Regions from separate parts of the Homo sapiens genome. Here region 2 is linked to region 1. Evidence: read pairs that join two places in POLR2A ChIA-PET (ENCODE). Cell type or tissue: MCF 10A. All regions are shown on one strand. Each heading gives the region's core, and the rest is flanking DNA. Links, peaks and the distances in the headings are about the cores only.

Region 1 (5,391 bases), core at 244-5,243:
TCAGATATCAACTATAAGATTTCGTCACAAAGTTCATTTTATGCTGCTAAAACAGAATACCTGAGATTGAGTAATTTACAAAGAACCATAGGTTATTTGGCTTATGGTTCTGGAAGCTGTGAAGTGCAAGAGCAGGGTGCCAACATCTGGCAAGGTCAGCCCATGGTGGAGGGTATCACATGATGAGCAAGTGTGTAAGACAGTGAGAAAATGGAGGCTAAGAGTTCATCCTTTTTATTAGGACCCACCCCTGTGATGATCCACTCCATGGAATGGCCATGCAATTATGGTCTTAATCCACTCTTGAGAGTGGAGCCCTCATGACCTAATCTCCTCTTAAAGGCCCCATCTTTTAATACTGCTACAGTGACAATTAAGTTTCCAATACATGAACTTTGGGGGACATATTCAAACCATAGCAGTAAGGTCACCCCAAACACTCAGGTCCTCCAGTGAGAGGGGAAGGGAGGGGGACATGGGTGATCAAGGCAGTAGAATTAGTGAATGGAGAACAAAATTTAAAAATCTGAGCATTTTTTATTCTGAAATATAAAAGTAATCAATTTTAAGAAAGCTTAAAATAAATTCAAGGAGATTAACTTCACTGATCATAAGTTCTCACATTTACATGGCAAGGTAAGTTTTCTGAACCACAACAACCCCAGGATGACTTTAGAAATGTTGAAAAACCACAGAATTATAGTCCATTGCACAGCAAGCATTCACTTACTCTATGTTGAATTAGAAAGGAAAGACATTTTTCAAAGAACATGGTGTTACAGAATTGTGAGAGATGTTATCAAGCATTTGATCTAACCATCCCATTTTACAGACATAGAAACTGATTACTTATCCAGGAGGATATAAATAGCTATTAGCAGTACTGGCATAGGATTCATGTTTCCTAACTCTCAGTTTAGGGTGTTTAGAAGCCCAACCAGTATATAATCCTTTGGATTAGTATCTGAGTTGTTGTTAAATAAGCAAATCTTGTGGGTTCAAGTATTCAGCCAGGTCATTCCATAATTTTTCTCATTACCTTTCTTAGGAGCGTATATAGTGACTAATTGAATGAGCCGGCTGATGCTCCCTTATATTTGTATTCAGTTTATATATTTTCTTGCGAAGGGAGTATAGTTTGGAGGTTAAGGGCACAGATTCTGGAACCAGGCTGCTGAGTTTGAATTCTGATTTTGCCAATTATTATAATTTTGGACAAATTCACTTTTCTGTGCCTCTGTTTGCTTGTCTATAAAATGGGGAGGGTAATGGCTCTTTTCTCATGGGCTCAATTGAGAATTAGATAACATATGTAGAAGTGCTTTGAACAATAACGAATGCATACTAGCTAACATTTATTGAAAATCAACCATAATTATAATATTGAATCTCTACAATAATAATTCATAATCTGCTTATATTCAACTGATATATGAGTGGTATAGTTCAGTAAAATGCTTTGATGTCACCACTAATGCAGTACAAGTAGGAGATACTTTTCTGATGCTTGGTAGATCTTTTTGTTTAAAAGTTTGGAAAAACCCAGTGTTTCTTTTGGGGTGGATAGATAACTACATAGGGTTTTTTTTTTTTTTTTTCCTGAAATAGTGCTGTGCTGAAAAATTATATGCTATTTCTATGTAAGGAAATCTTATAAAAGTCTTAGCAGAAACACTTTATGTATACTTATTGTTAAGATATTAAGAACATTTTAGAAAGAAAAACATAATATTACTAATCCCGCCCTGACTGGCCTAGTTTCATTTTTACATTTCTTTTTGTTCTCTACCCATATATGTGCATGTTTTTCAGGGTTTCTCACATAGTAACTGAAATTCATTTTCACTTTATATTGCATGTACTTTTGCTTCCTGTGTTGTGATCATAGATTTTCTTCTTTAATGCTGTAACCTGTCTTATTACCACATTTTACTTACTTGCCTATTAATATAAATTAAGATTGTTTCCAAGGTTTTGGTATGACAAGAGAAACCTCTTGAAGGAAACCCTTGTTTGGAATTTTCTCCACCTTCCCACCCAACTGCACTCCCCATTTAGAGAAATGGGTACTAGCTGCCATTTTGGGTGCTAGTTGCCAGTTTGAGTTTATTTTTCCCCCCAATTCTCTTTCACTTTTTAACTTCTGCTTTTCTTTCCTGAGTGTAAGATCCAAATACCTATCAAAGTTGTGAGTTTTTAGGGACATCTTTATCCTTGACCACAGGTCTTGATACTGATCCTGAATGTGTGTGTTTACCACATGTCCTGTAAGGCACATATTGCAGATCTTGGACCTCTTTGGTGGATAGAGTGAGGACATGAGGAAGCACCACTCAGCGCTATTAAAAATCAGAAGCTATTGTGGAAGTGAATGATCTGGCAAGGCTAACAACGGCTCCTTATTTCATAAATATGAGTCACTCCCAGTTTTACACTGTAGATAAAACACTCTGAAAGGGACAATAAAAGCAGCAAGAGGTAGATTTAGTGAGATGCTGAGTAGATGTGTTTGTGTCTCCCTTCCTCTCAACTTTTCTAAATCCTGAGGTTTTAGTGCAGTGCTGAAGTCTTCTAGGGGCTTAAGCAAACACAGGCAGCAAAAACACATCAGAATGGAAAGATAATTCCCATTAGTTCATTTTGCCAAATTGAGGTAAAGTGCCCTTTAAATAGGAGATAATTCTTTGACAGATAATTAGCTTGTCTTCCTTGATAAAATATGTGAATTGGTTGAGTATATTATAATTAATTTTGCATATTATGTAAAAATCTATTCATGTACACTTACTAGGTGAATCTCTTAATTCCTACCTTGAGGATGGCTAGAAAGCCCCATTTCTGCTCCAGTGAATAGAAAGAGCTGGAGGAATGCTGTGGTTATGGAGTCCAGGAAGCCCTCTCTTACAAAGATTGGGAGGAGCTGAATGTGGTATATCATTATTAAAAGACACAGAGACTTCATATTAATACATGCATTTATTAAAACAAACTTTGAGAACACTTTTAGGCCTGAGAATGAGATGCTACAAAGTTGCCTAAATAATTACCTTGAAATCAATCTCTTGCTAGTGACATTCTTCTGGCTTCCCAATGTGGAGCTTTTTCCAGGGAGTGGAGTGAGTGATTGGCTGGGTGCAGCTAGCTGTTGGCTGGGCGGTGGCTGTGGGAAGTAGCCTGAGAGGGCACAGAACAGTTGCTCAATGACTCAGTGAGTCAAAGCTCCTCTCTGCAGTTTTTCTTCCCCCTACTCCTTAAGCCATTCTGAGCTCCTTCAGGCATCCCCATGTATCTGCGCACTGCTTTTGGGGTGTCTTTTCTCATTCAAAGCTATTGTCGTGGCTACTTGATTTGGCTCATATTAAAACGTGCACTGGGAGATGTTGGAGTGCTGAAATAAAAGAGCATGCTGTAGTTAATCGATCAGAGAGCCTCTCTTCTCCAAGTTGAAGTGTTTCTTTTCCTGAAAATAGAGTGGCTATTTGATGTTCCATGGGAGCCGAATGACTTCCTGGTGTAGTGTGGCTTATAGCACCGTAGATTTTAGTCATTGGTCACTACCCCTCCATGTGCATGCACACACATTCACATGCAAACAAACACATATTTTAGTTAACATTTGTAGAATGGGAACAATTATGACACTGAGCATTAACTCATTTAATGGGGATAGCAATAGTATTAAATCTATCTGCAGCGTCCAATATAGTAGCCTTGCTGCAAGCCAAACGTGGCCATTGAGCACTTGAAATGGGGCCAGTCCAAACAGAGATGTGCTGTAGGTGTAAAATATATACCAGATTTCAAGACTTTATATAGAAAATAATGTAAAATATTTCATTAGTAATTGTTTTAATATTGACTCTTGAAATGATATTTGCACATGTTAAGAAAAATATATTAGCAATATTTTACCTGTTTGTTTTTACTTTCTTGAATGCAGCTACTAGAAAAAAAAAATGCTTGTTATTATAGTAGCCTGAATTCCATGTCTATCAAATGTTGCCGATCTCAATGTGGTAATAACAGTATTATTATCCCCACTTTTTAGATGAGGCAATTGAGGCTGAGAGAGGTTAGGTAAGTTGCCCAAGGTCTCACAGCACAATGCCAAATTCAGACCTGCCTGACTCCAGAGCCCACACCCTTCATCACTAAGAAACTGTTGTATAATAGAGAATTTGTCTGGCCGTTGTCCTCAGTTCCTGGGAAATAATTTCTAAACCCTTGGAACTCCCCGAGTGTTAGGAGTGTCTTTGTTATGCATGATGAGCCCCTTGGATCACACCTGTGTTTATGTTAATGCGATGACTCAGGATAAGAGTTTATCATCAGAAAGACATCCACATGATTAGAAGGTCAGGGCTTTGTATTAGTTCATCTTCTTCAGCAGAAGAGAGTGGGACTGAAGATTGAGTTCAATCACAAGGCCAATAATTTAATTATGCCTAAGTAATGGAACCCAATAAAAACTCTGGACACCAAAGCTCAGTTAAACTTCCTAGTGAACACATTGCTGTGTCAGCAGGGCAATGTGTCCTGATTGCACAAGGAGAGGGCCTAGAAGCTCCATATGCAGGACCCTCCCAGATATTGCCCTGTATGTGTCTTTATCTGGCTCTTCCTGATTTGTAGCTTTTATAATAAAAACTATCATCATAAAGATAGGGCTTGTGTTCTGTGAGTCATTCTAGTGAATTATCAAGCCTGAAGCATTGTAGAAGCCACAGAATTTATAACCAGTTGGCTAGAAGTGTGGGTGGCCTGGGAACCCCTGAACCTGTGGCTAGCATCTGGAAGTGAAGGCATTCTTATTTGAGACTGTGGCCTTAACTTGGGGAGTCTGCACTGACTCTGCTTAGTCAGTTTCAGAATTATATTGCAGTATTGCAAGAATAGACTGCCTTTTATTTGGATGTATGTATTAGGAGAACAGCAGCTGAGAGAGCTAAGTGCTGCAGCTTAACTTGCTTATCTCTGTAACACCATTTCCTTGGTGACAATGGCCATTTGCATTCTAGACTTGGAAAATGACTCAATCTTTGAGCAACTGCTTTTGACCACTAGGATCAGTTGGGAGGCAGGCAGGCCTCTGAGACCTTCATACTCAAAACCCTTCAGGCTGTAATCTCTGGGGCCTATTTCATCTCCCAGTTGGCATCATGTTAGCGGTGGTGACAAACATATGTGTTGGCCCCTCTTTGACACCAGGGATTCTTAAGTATTGGTTTTGGGATTGAGATGTTCATGGGAAGCTGACACAGGGTGATACTATGGGTAAGGAGTATTTCGATTTTTTGTTGTGTTTTTTAATCATTTGCCTTGTCTGGAATTACGCTTTTGTGGTATGTCCTATTACATTTCATAAACAAGGTATTTAGCTCAATTGTTGCT
Region 2 (5,391 bases), core at 122-5,121, 77 kb before region 1:
CCTGGCCATGCTGACAGATTGATCTAGGACTTTCACCTCCAGAACTATGAGAAATTAATTTCTGTTGTTTGTAAGCCACTTAGTGTATGCTACTTTGCTATAGCAGCCTGAACAAAGACAGAAAGAAACTAAGAAGATGAAAGACAGGAATAAAATCTCATGAAATTATGAAATTATGGGTCTCAGAGTTAAAAGATAGTGTATTAATGAAGAAAGAGATGCTATAAAAAACAGAGAATATGATATAGAGAAGATAAGAACATGAAAAATTCTATACCGTACATTCAAGAGAGCAGTTGAAAGATTATGCTAATAAAAGCATACCAGAAAGCGGAAGAAAAAGAAAAATAGAAGAGAAAAAGCAGAAAATTTAACTAATAGGAGTTCCAGAAAGAGAGAACAGAGAAGGCAGAGGGGAGTTAATTATCAAAGAAACACACACACACAGAAATTTCATGAGATTGAAAGGCTTTGCCAAGAACTCTGACATAAGAAGCACACCTGTTTTTTGATTAAGTACATATTATCAGCTTTAAGACAACAGTCAGTAGATAAGTAATTGCTTTGCAATGGAAAAAATATCACTTTAGGCTAACGCCTGTTGAACCAACTACACTACTCCAGAGGCTGAGACAAGACGATTGCTTGAGTCCAGGAGTTCGAGGCTACAGTTAGCCATGAAAGTGCCACTGCACTCTAGCTGGGTGACACAGTAAGACCCTATCTCTAAATAAATAAAAATAAATCACTTGGTTTTTCTTAACTAGATTATGAAACTCTGTGTCTGGAAGCTGTGGAGTTAGGGGCTCAGAAGATAGGACAATGTTCTTCATTCATTGCCTTCATCTATATCAAACATTTCCTATTCTCTCTTTCTTCTCACATTGAGCCCCACCTTCATCCTAACTAATCCAATCATTGTATCTGAAGAACTATGTTTCTTACCAGTCGTGATAAAAAACAATGCTCCACAAGTTTAAAACAAAGACAACATGTGATTGGAAAAAATGATGAATTTCTTTTTCTTCCTCTTTGTTTTGTTTTCATAGATTACTATTAATATAGAAAGCAAGGCTGGGCACCATGGTTTATGCCTATAATCCCAACACTTTGAGAGGCCAAGGCAGGCAGATCGCTTGAGCCTAAGAGTTCGAGACCAGCCTGAGCAACATGGCGAAACTCAGTGTCTACAAAAAATTAGCTGGGCATGGTGGCACGCACCAGTAGTCCCAGCTACTTGGGAGGTTGAGGTGGGAGGATCACCTGAGCCTAGGAGGTTGAGGCTTCAATGAACCATGATCTCACAGAGTGCAGCCTGGGTGACAAAGCAGGACTTTGTCTCAAAAAAAACATATATATATATATATATATATATATAAACTATATTTTAATGTTACGAGCAAATAATGTGCATTCTTTTTACCCTAGGGATATAAAAAAGTGTAAAATAAGAGAAGCGAGTGATTAGCCAAGGGGAGTAGGTTTGTGTACATTTTTCAAGATAAATGGAATGCTGGTACACTAAATAGTATCTACAAACTATTGTAAACTGAAATGTTTATAGTATAATTTGTAAGATTAAGCAAACATTAGTTGAATACAAAAATAGCAAACAACAATTAGAACTGCTTTGAGAAATCTACTGCCAATAAAGCTTTTTTTTTTAAGTCTGTGGAATGGCAGATTGATAATGGTTTTATTTAGTGAGGACATATCAACCATGCTATGCCATTTTCCTTAGAAAAACCCATATCTGCTGAAGCTTATTAACTCATTCAATCATTGTGTATCACCTAATAATAGACAAACTGATTTGAAAGAAACTTGATGTAATTATGGCAATTTTTCTAGATCAAAAAATAGAAAAAATCGGCGGGGCACGGTGTCTCACACCTGTAATCCCAGCACTTTGGGAGACTGAGGCAGGAGGATCACTTGAGGCCAGGAGTTCGTGAACAGCCTGGCTGACATGGTGAAACCCCGTCTCTACTAAAAATACAAAAATTAGCCAGATGTGGTGGCACGTGCCTGTAATCTCAGCTACTCTGGAGGCTGAGGTAGGAAAATCACTTGAACACGGGAGGCGGAGGCTGCAGTGAGCTGAGATTGTGCCACTGTATTCCAACCTGTCAAAAAAAAAAAAAAAACCCAAAAGAAATAGTCACTTAATGACACTTTACATGTCTAATAAACAATAAGACTTAGCTAATATTGCAGACACATTTCTTTAAATCTAAAGCACTAAATGGAATCACCACTGTATTGTTTGAGTATATCAATAGATCATTAAAAAACTGCTGGTATGCACATTTGGCCTTTATCATTGAAGATCAATAAAACCGCTGAAATGGCTTTCTTTCTTCTTTTTTTTGACCTTTTTAGCCAGACTGTAATTGGGCTTGTCACCTGACTCTCAGGTGAAAATAATCATAAATCAGATTCATCAAATAATGTTAAAGAATAGCTCACACCAACAGAGCTAGGAAAACCAGTCCCTGCCAGTCACCATCCAGCTCCTTGGGAATTTGAGGGCTGGTTATCTCAGAGATGTTATATCAACTATTCTTTGCTTTTGTCCCCCATGGAGCCAGACCCGATAATGCTTTGAAAGAAGTGCAGAGAACACAGAAAAGAGTCAGTAGAAAGGAGATTACAGGGTGAGGGGAAAAGAATACAAGCAGCTTGTGTCTGTTAAAACAAATCACCCAAGTGAGTCATCTCTCCTGAATCACTTCTCCCTTCTGGGATGAGGCTCTGTGAGTACCTGGCTCCAGAACCCAGAGAGGATTTACAGCCAGGCAAATACTAACTGAGGCTATGTTGGAACCTGTGTCACCCAATCTCCTAATTACAGGTGTCTGTGGTTAAAATTTGGAGCTCACCAATTTGGAAGATGTTATGAGTCTAAGTTCTGTAATAGCTGAGTCAGGTTTGATACCAGGCAGCCCTACCACCTAAACACATTATATTCTGAATTCAAATGGACCCCATTTACTTTCCCCATGCCAACACCTTTTCCCCAGCCCCACCCTACTGCTACCTCCTGATGACTTCTGTCTTCTCTTCCTGCCCTCTATTTGGCCTAGTGAAGGGAGCATAGGTCTGTATACATTGTTAGCATTCCTTTAAGAAGCAAATCCTGAAAACAAGAAGAAATAAAGGGGTATGTCTATTTTCTTTAAACATTTGGATTGAGTAAAAGGGAAGCAAAGTTCTTAAGTTATTATAAACTTAAAATATTTGAACTCTGTGCTGGATGCTTTACTTTTACAATATATTTAATTAAAACAACCATACTTCATAGCACGAATGCTAGCCCGGAAAACTGAGACTAAGGTAGGTTGAGCTGTGGCCCAAAGTCACAAAGCCCACTTGTGAGTGAGAAGGAAATTGTGAATCCAGGTCTGCCTGCCTGAAAAGCTGGCCCACACAATCCCAGACTCTGAGCTTTAACAAACATGTGGCTGATGAGAGCCATGAGGACAAATTGCGTGGCTATTATTATGCACTGTGCACAATAAATGAGGTAATGCATTTGAAAGGGCTGTGTAACTATAAAGTACTCTACAAATGTTATTACCATTATTATGGTTATATTTATTACCTTCTTTGCTGGGGGTGAGACTGCACACATTATAGAATAGATGACTATTCTGAATCACCAGTCCCCAGTGACGCACAGTTAAGGTTGTGGTGAGCCACCTCTCAGCAGAACAGAGATACACTCCACAGTGCACAGTACAATTTCTTGAAGGTAAGTGTGAGCTTTGTGTAAATCAGCGGTCCTCAACCTTTTTTGCACCAGGAACCAGTTTTGTGGCAGACAATTTTTCCCTGGTGGGGCTGGTGAGGGATGGTTTTGGATGAAACTGTTTTCACCTCAGATCATCAGTCACTAGTTAGACTCTCTTAAGGAGTGTGCAACCTAGATCCCTCACGTGTGCAGTTCATAATAGGGTCCATGCTCCTATGAGAATCTAATGCCTCCACTGATCTGACAAGAGGCAGAGCTCAGGCAGTAATGCTCTTGCTAGCCCGCAGTTCACCTCCTGGTGTGCAGCTGGGTTCCTAACAGACCACAGACAGGTACTAGTCCACTAGCCTGGTGGTTGGGAACCCCGATGTAAACCACAATACTTATCTTTATCTCTTGCATCTTTGATTTTCTCTTCTGTCTCTTAGTTACAGGAGGGCCAGTGAATTTGATTCATAGTCTAGAGTAATTCATCAGCTTGAGGGCTGAGTGCCATCAAAGTATATGATAGTTTATGGTAAAATATTATTTTAAAAGTTTAATATTTTTAATCTAAAAGCAGCTTTTAAGTATCATTAAGAAAAATGAAACCATCTTAATAGATATATGATTGGATAAATCAGTGTGGTGCTATATACTATGAAATGCATATGTGCAGACACCAAAAATTATTCAGGATTTATTGACAAGTGGAAAAAATCTAATTGCAAAATTAAAAGTGTAGTATGATTTTGTTATCATACTTTACGAATGTGAGTCTACAAATATGTTAAAAAAGGTGACTGGAAAGATGCACAGCACATTTTTAGGTATGGTTACCTTAGGAAGGGAGTAGAAATACAGGGAGAGAAAAGAAATACAACCTTTTCACTATATTTCTGTATGTTTGAGTCATGCACAAGATCAATAAGTGTATTATTTGTAAAATAAAATAGCAGTGAATTAAGTCGTACTGTGATTAGTTTTCAAAAATCTAATTAAAATAGGTGCTGTTTTATTGTGAAAATTGGCAAAATATTTGCAAACAGAAGGAACTATATTATAAAAGAAACAATTTTGTTTAAAAAGTCCATAACTGGATGTGAGATTTTATAATAAAAATTTCCAAGCACCTAGCTTGAATGAATAAACAAATAAATAAATAAATAAAATGCTTGAAGGCAGATTATAATGAAATTTCAAATTAACACCACCAATAAAGGGAAAATTCTAAAGCTTTCAGAGAGAGAAAAAGAAAAGGATAACACATGTGAAACCTGGAATTAAAATGGCATTGAACTACTTAAAGCAACACTAGAAGTTAAAAGACAGTGCAGCAATATCTTCAAAGTTCTAAAGGATTTCAACCTAAAATATTATACCCAGCCAAAGTATACATCAACTGTGATGGTGATGGAAAAATAAAGACATTTTTAAGACGTGCCAAGCCTCAAAATTCTACTTCTCATTCTCCTTTCTTCATGAAGCTTTTGAAGAATGTGCTTCATTTAATGAAAGAGTGAACCAAAAGAGAGCAGGGCATGACAACTGGAAAAATAGGGGACACAGAACACAAGAGAGGTGAGGAGACTATCCAAGATTATTGCAATCATAAGTATCTGGACAATAGACGTAACCTGGTCCAGAAAGCAACTGGT

What was found. Peaks named below come from ENCODE experiments on the same cell type or tissue, not always from the same donor. Only the 100,000 strongest peaks of a DNase experiment are listed, where the experiment ranks them.
Region 2: POLR2A ChIA-PET joins it to region 1 with 5 read pairs; 3 of 35 experiments call an interaction of 5 or more read pairs at or near these places.

Annotation. Positions count from the first base shown.
Region 1 is chr1:221,722,910-221,728,300 of GRCh38, reverse strand. All of the region lies in intron 2 of DUSP10 (dual specificity phosphatase 10), which reads left to right. Among named protein-coding and RNA genes, the nearest start is that of DUSP10, 16 kb to the left of the region's middle. RefSeq lists an enhancer at 1,708-1,777. In MCF 10A, for the core only: no CTCF peak of the experiment used is centred there; DNase peaks (open chromatin) are centred at 2,380 and 3,170.
Region 2 is chr1:221,799,670-221,805,060 of GRCh38, reverse strand. No RefSeq gene overlaps it. Among named protein-coding and RNA genes, the nearest start is that of LINC01655, 38 kb to the left of the region's middle. In MCF 10A, for the core only: no CTCF peak of the experiment used is centred there; a DNase peak (open chromatin) is centred at 2,730.